Linked DNA regions of Homo sapiens: region 2 is linked to region 1. A link is an interaction called in ENCODE POLR2A ChIA-PET data of the cell type or tissue named here. Cell type or tissue: OCI-LY7. All regions are shown on one strand. Each heading gives the region's core, and the rest is flanking DNA. Links, peaks and the distances in the headings are about the cores only. Region 1 overlaps CACNB2 (calcium voltage-gated channel auxiliary subunit beta 2). Region 2 overlaps NSUN6 (NOP2/Sun RNA methyltransferase 6).

What was found. Peaks named below come from ENCODE experiments on the same cell type or tissue, not always from the same donor. Only the 100,000 strongest peaks of a DNase experiment are listed, where the experiment ranks them.
Region 2: POLR2A ChIA-PET joins it to region 1 with 12 read pairs; 2 of 35 experiments call an interaction of 5 or more read pairs at or near these places.

What each region holds. Positions count from the first base shown.
Region 1 is chr10:18,531,920-18,534,736 of GRCh38, reverse strand. CACNB2 (calcium voltage-gated channel auxiliary subunit beta 2) reads right to left here. Exons shown (of 14, transcript NM_201596.3): 11 at 510-661. All of the region lies in intron 1 of CACNB2-AS1 (CACNB2 antisense RNA 1), which reads left to right. It overlaps LOC124902387 (a long non-coding RNA gene), which reads left to right. Exons shown (of 2, transcript XR_007062077.1): 1 at 1-1,700; 2 at 2,776-2,817. Among named protein-coding and RNA genes, the nearest start is that of CACNB2-AS1, 5.9 kb to the left of the region's middle. In OCI-LY7, for the core only: no CTCF peak of the experiment used is centred there; no DNase peak of the experiment used is centred there.
Region 2 is chr10:18,599,585-18,602,401 of GRCh38, reverse strand. The region is part of intron 6 of NSUN6 (NOP2/Sun RNA methyltransferase 6); the gene reads left to right. Among named protein-coding and RNA genes, the nearest start is that of NSUN6, 51 kb to the left of the region's middle. In OCI-LY7, for the core only: no CTCF peak of the experiment used is centred there; no DNase peak of the experiment used is centred there.

The DNA.
Region 1 (2,817 bases), core at 211-2,710:
TAGTACACTGAATATTAAAAGTCAAGATTTAATAAAAGTAATAAACTTTACTACTTTATAAGGACATTAAGTGAAATTGGCTTTTTTTCCCCTCAAACTGCGAAAGCATGGTGGCGGTGAATACAGTAACTGCTGGTACTTTGATACCACAGTCTTGATTTATGTTTAGACGCCAGCAGTTTTACCCACCATTGCTTTTGCATCAGCCATGCAAATATCAAAACAGTGAAAATGGCAAATAATGTCTTAGTATTATCATGGAAGTAGTTTTGACTAAATGGACCCTCTAAAAGTGTCTCAACACTCTCCAGGGATCCATGGACCACACTTTGAGAACAGCTGTTCTAAGCCATGAAACTATATCAATTTAAAAATTCTTGACTATCATGTCTCCTCAAATTCTCTATACATCATAAAGGCTATTACAATAGCCTAATTATAGAAAGCAGAACATAAAATACATTTTAGGAAAGTTTGATTATAGAGCAAACAGTAGCAGTCCTACTTACCTTAGGAGAAGAAATCTTTACATATACTATAATAGGGGCCAAGGAGGTTTTACTGAGTTGAGCTGGATGATTAATTGTATCCGCGTCAAGGACCACCAACTGCAATGTTCTTGCAAGTTCAAAAATCCTTTCGATTTCACTCTGAACTTCCGCTGTAAAGGGCGAAACAATTCAGTTAAAGTGCAGTATTTTTAAGATAAAGTAAAATGGTATACTGTTTCTTCAACAGAAAGGTGAGTAGGTCAGCCATTATGTTAATGCTTACAGGCAATAGAATTGATAAAAATTTACAACAGTAATTTATCCTTTTGGAAAGGGCTGTTTCTCCACACATCATTAGGATTTAAGGAATTTTTCTGTCAACCGGCTACAGAATTTACTTTTAGTATAATACTTGGATTGTGGAAATTTTTAGCTCTCTGCTGACATTCTTTGTGCTTGCAGTCTATGAAATCATTTCATAAAACTGCTGTAAAATAAGAACCTTGACATATCTTCCGTGTGTTCATTGCAGACCACTTTGCATTAGCAACCATGACAGGTTTTCCTTTCAGTGCACGGGCTGATCTATGTTTACATGTCACCTGTATGCCGTCTAGATGTTTATTAACAAGATGAAATACAAAATAAAACAGCAAAGACGTGAATGGCACCAGAAAGAAACTTATCCAAAAACACACCTCATATTTTCCAACCAAAGTAGTCATGTTTTAAAAGGGCAGTTTTCAGAGGCAGCACTACAGAAATCTAAAGTATAAAATTTATAGAAACTTATCACAAAACATTAGAATATCTAGTTGAACTCCGAGAAAATGGCATTCAGTTCATCTGTTCTGTGATCTCCAAAGACTCAAAAACCGGACTGTCTGACCGAATTTTCTGCAATGAGGGAAATATTCTCTGTATGTGGTCCAGCGTGGCAGCAGCTAATGGGCTACTGAGCACTTGAACAGGCGTGTAAATTTTTAAAATTTAATAAATAGGCAGAAGCTACTATTACTAGGCAGCATAGGTCTATAAAGCATAGTACATAGCTTTCACTTCCCACTGCAGTCGTGGAGGTTGAATTCCATGAGACTTTTATGCTAGCAAATGTGGATTTACAATTACCTTTTAATTCCTCTTAGGCCGTTGGATTCTTGCCAGAAGCTTCCTGGAGATAATTTTAACTAGTACCTTATTGAAGAAAAGGTAACTCTCTGGTCACTAATCCATCTGCCTCACAATATGTTATGACTTGAGTCCTTTTTTTTTTACCTAGATATCTTTAAAAAATCAGGGCCCAAACTACATGAGATACTAGCTTTAAAATAACATTGGGCCACTGAATCCCAGTCAAGTTACAACCTAAATTAATATTTACTGTAAGCATTAAGAAATCTGATCACAAAGATTTTCATCTTTGTTTCATCTGTTAAGTGTTCAGACAGTCACAGCATCCCGTGTAACTCCTTGCTTTTAAAGGTTTGAGTAGTACAAGTTTAATATGTGGGTTTTTTTGTTTTTTTTGTTTGTTTGTTTTTTTGTTTTGTTTTTTTTTTTTTTTTTTTTGAGACAGAGTCTCTCTCTGTCTCCCAGGCTGGAGTGCAGTGGTGCAGTCTCGGCTCACCACAATCTCCTCCACCTCCTCAGTTCAAGTGATTCTCTCGCCTCAGCCTCCCACATAGCTGGAATTACCGGCATGTGCCACCAGGCCCAGCTAATGTTTTGTACTTTTAGTAGAGATGGCGTTTCACCATGTTGGCAAGGCTGGTCTCAAACTCCTGACCTCAAGTGATCTCCCGCCTTAGCCTCCCAAAGTGCTGGCATTACAGGCGTGAGCCACTGCGCCCAGCCCTAATATGTGCTGATTGTATAAAACCTGGATAGCCTTAAAATATATTACATATATGGATATTATTTATATTATGTCAATATATTAACATGTTTTAATATATACACATATATAAAGATATTTGTGGTAGCCTTACATACATACTTTACACTCCGTTAATTAAAGGGAAAGAGTTTTAAAATATTTTAAAGTGGACTTTCAGAATCCTGGTGCAACACTGTATTAGTAGATACAACCTTAAGAATCGATGACAAATTCTGATAATACTTTTGACTTCAAAGTAAAAATGATGCTTTTAAAAATGGATGTATCCATGCTAGGAATTTTCCTTTGACAGAGTATATCATGCTCAGAATTTACTCTAATAAAGAAATGTCAGAAACTTCCCCAATGTTCGTTTCTGAAACTGAAAGTCAATTTGATTCTTTCCAGTTGTCCTAGCTAATGAAAGAATGCAGCTCAGCATCTTGAAGA
Region 2 (2,817 bases), core at 33-2,532, 68 kb before region 1:
CGTGGTGGCGGGCACCTGTATTCCCAGCTACTCGGGAGGCTGAGGCAGGAGAATGGCATGAACCTGGGAGACGGAGCTTGCAGTGAGCCGAGATTGCGCCACTGCATTCCAGCCTGGGCAACAGAGCAAGACTCCGTCTCAAAAAAAAACAAAAAAAAAAACCCCACAAAAATTAGCTGGGTGTGGTGGTGCATGCCTGTAATCCCAGCTACTTGGGAGGCTGAGGCAGGAGAATCAGTTGAACCTGGGAGGCAGAGGTGCAGTAAACTGAGATTGCGCCACTGCATTCCAGCCTGGGTGACAGAGCGAAACACCATCTCAAAACAAAACAAAACAACCCCACCATTACCAGGAAGGGGGAATTACCTGTCTCACAAAGCCACTCTCCCCCAGCATCTTGATGGATTTATTTCCCTTTTTTTTTCCCCCGAGATAGAGTGTTAGTCTGTCACCCAGGCTGGAGTGCAGTGGTGCAATCTCAGTTTACTGCAATCTCTGCCTCCGGGTTGAAGCAGTTCTCCTGCCTCAGCTTCCCAAGATGGGATTACAGGCGCCCACCACCATGCCCAGCTAATTTTTGTATTTTTAGTAGAGATGGGGACCATGTTGGCCAGGTTGGTCTCGAACTCCTGACCTGGTGATCTGGCCGCCTCAGCTTCCCGAAGTCCTGGGATTACAGGCATGAGCCACCAGACCCAGCCTTATTTCCTTTTATAAGTAAAAAAATGAGAACTGCTAATCCAGCTGGTTTGGGGAATAAAGTGTTTCTTCACCCCAAACCCCAAAACTCATCCAGCAGCAATGTAGGGAACCTCAGCTCTAGTGCCCTGTTTCCTGCTCCTAGTTCTGCTCATAACTGTTATGTCTTAGTCCAGCCACTAGGAAAATTACTCCTGCCACATCTCAGTAAGGAGCTTTGAGGTTAAAGGGAGCTGAACATACACTGAAACACTCGGTTCCTTGGAACAAAGGGTTCAAGTTGAAATCCAGGTGTTATTCTGGTTTGCTACTTTCCTGCAGTTCTGCCATTTGAAATCTGGGCCCACAGAGAAGTCTGTGACGTAGTTTCATTTTGAACTAAAATTCTATTTTGCTTGGCATGTTTCAAAATATCTTCTAAAATACAGGGAAAAAGATACTCAAATCATGAGCTGCATCTTCATGCAAGATAACATTCTAGGAATCTATGCCAGCTTTGATTTAAAGTTGGCTTTGTGCTAGGCACTTTGAATATATATTATCTCAAGCCTGCACTGGTTTATAACTTAAGAAAACTGATACGGTTTCTTGAATGACATTCAATAACTGGTTAACTTGAGAAGATGAGGTAGTTCATAAGGTGAGTGGCCAAAGTAGTTACACCTTGAAATCTGTCTACCAGGCACAAGAGTTTGGCAGCTAGTATATAATATATATATATATACATATATATATATATATGTATATATATATATATATATTTTTTTTTTTTTTTGAGATGGAGTCTTGCTCTTTCACTCAGGCTGGAGTACGATGGCATGATCTCCACTCACTGCAACCTTCGCCTCCCAGTTTTGAGAGATTCTCATGCCTTAGCCTCCTAAGTAGCTGTGCTTACAGGTGTGTGCCACCAAACCCAATTAATTTTTGTATTTTTAGTAGAGGTGGGGTTTCACCATATTGGCCAGTCTGGTCTCAAACTCCTGACCTCAGGGGATCCACCTGCCTCAGCCTCCCAAAGTGTTGGGATCACAGGCATGAGCCACTGCACCGGCCAGGTAGTAGTCTCTTCTCTTTTTTTGTTTTATTGAGGCTTTGTCTCCCAGGCTGAGTGTGGTGGTGGGATTATGGCTCACTGCAGCCTTGATCTTCCAGGCTCAAGTGATCTTCCTGCCTCAGCCTCCCAAGGAGCTGGTACTATAGGTACACAGTACTATGTGAAGCCAATTTTTTATTTTTTTATAGAGATGAGGTCTCACTATGTTGCCCAGGCTGGTCTGGAACCCCTGGCCTGAAGCGGTCCTCCGACCTAGGCCTCTGAAAGTGCTGGGATTACAGGCATGAGCCACCACAACCGGCCTCTTTTTTCATTCTATGTGATTACTGAAATTATTGTACAGGACAGGAGGACATAATTACATGCTTTCTTGTGCAAAAATATTTGGGAAATTTGTGGGGTTTTTTTTTCGTTTTGCTTTGGTTTTTGATGACTCTTGCCTCTTCCTGGAAAACTGTTATCCCCCCAAGCCAATACCCCCTGTGGCTTCCAACAGCCAATACAAAAGCTTCACATTGTGATGGGGGCTTTTTAGTGGTAAGTGGGGTGTATTGTGAGGGGCTAGTGATAAGGGATAATTTTTAATTTTAGCATCTTACATTACCCAAAGATACTTTGTAAAGTTAATAGAAGTGTTGTACACAGTCATTAAAATTACAACTGTACTATATTATTTGGTTTTCCAAAATCAAAAAGGAAACTTTTAAATTGCTTAAACACAATCCACAGAATTAAGAAGTATTAGATGCCCTTCAGTTGAACTAATTGTCTAATAAAGGGTTGACAGTTAAATACAGCAACTGTTTTCAAAGTTATATTCTTGGTTCACTGGAAGAAAAAAATGGTGCCTGAAACTGAATTTTTTAATTGCCTCATTTCTTGTAAACAATTTAAAGAGGTTGGACAATCTAGGGAGCATTCAATAAATACTCCTGCCTGGCCCTACCACCTATGGCGGCCTTCCTTTGTCTGGGTTAGAGCCTGGGTCAGATGTTTGAAAGCTTTCATAGGTGATTCTAATGTGCAGCTATGTGGTAATCAGTGTAGTCCAGCAGTGGCGC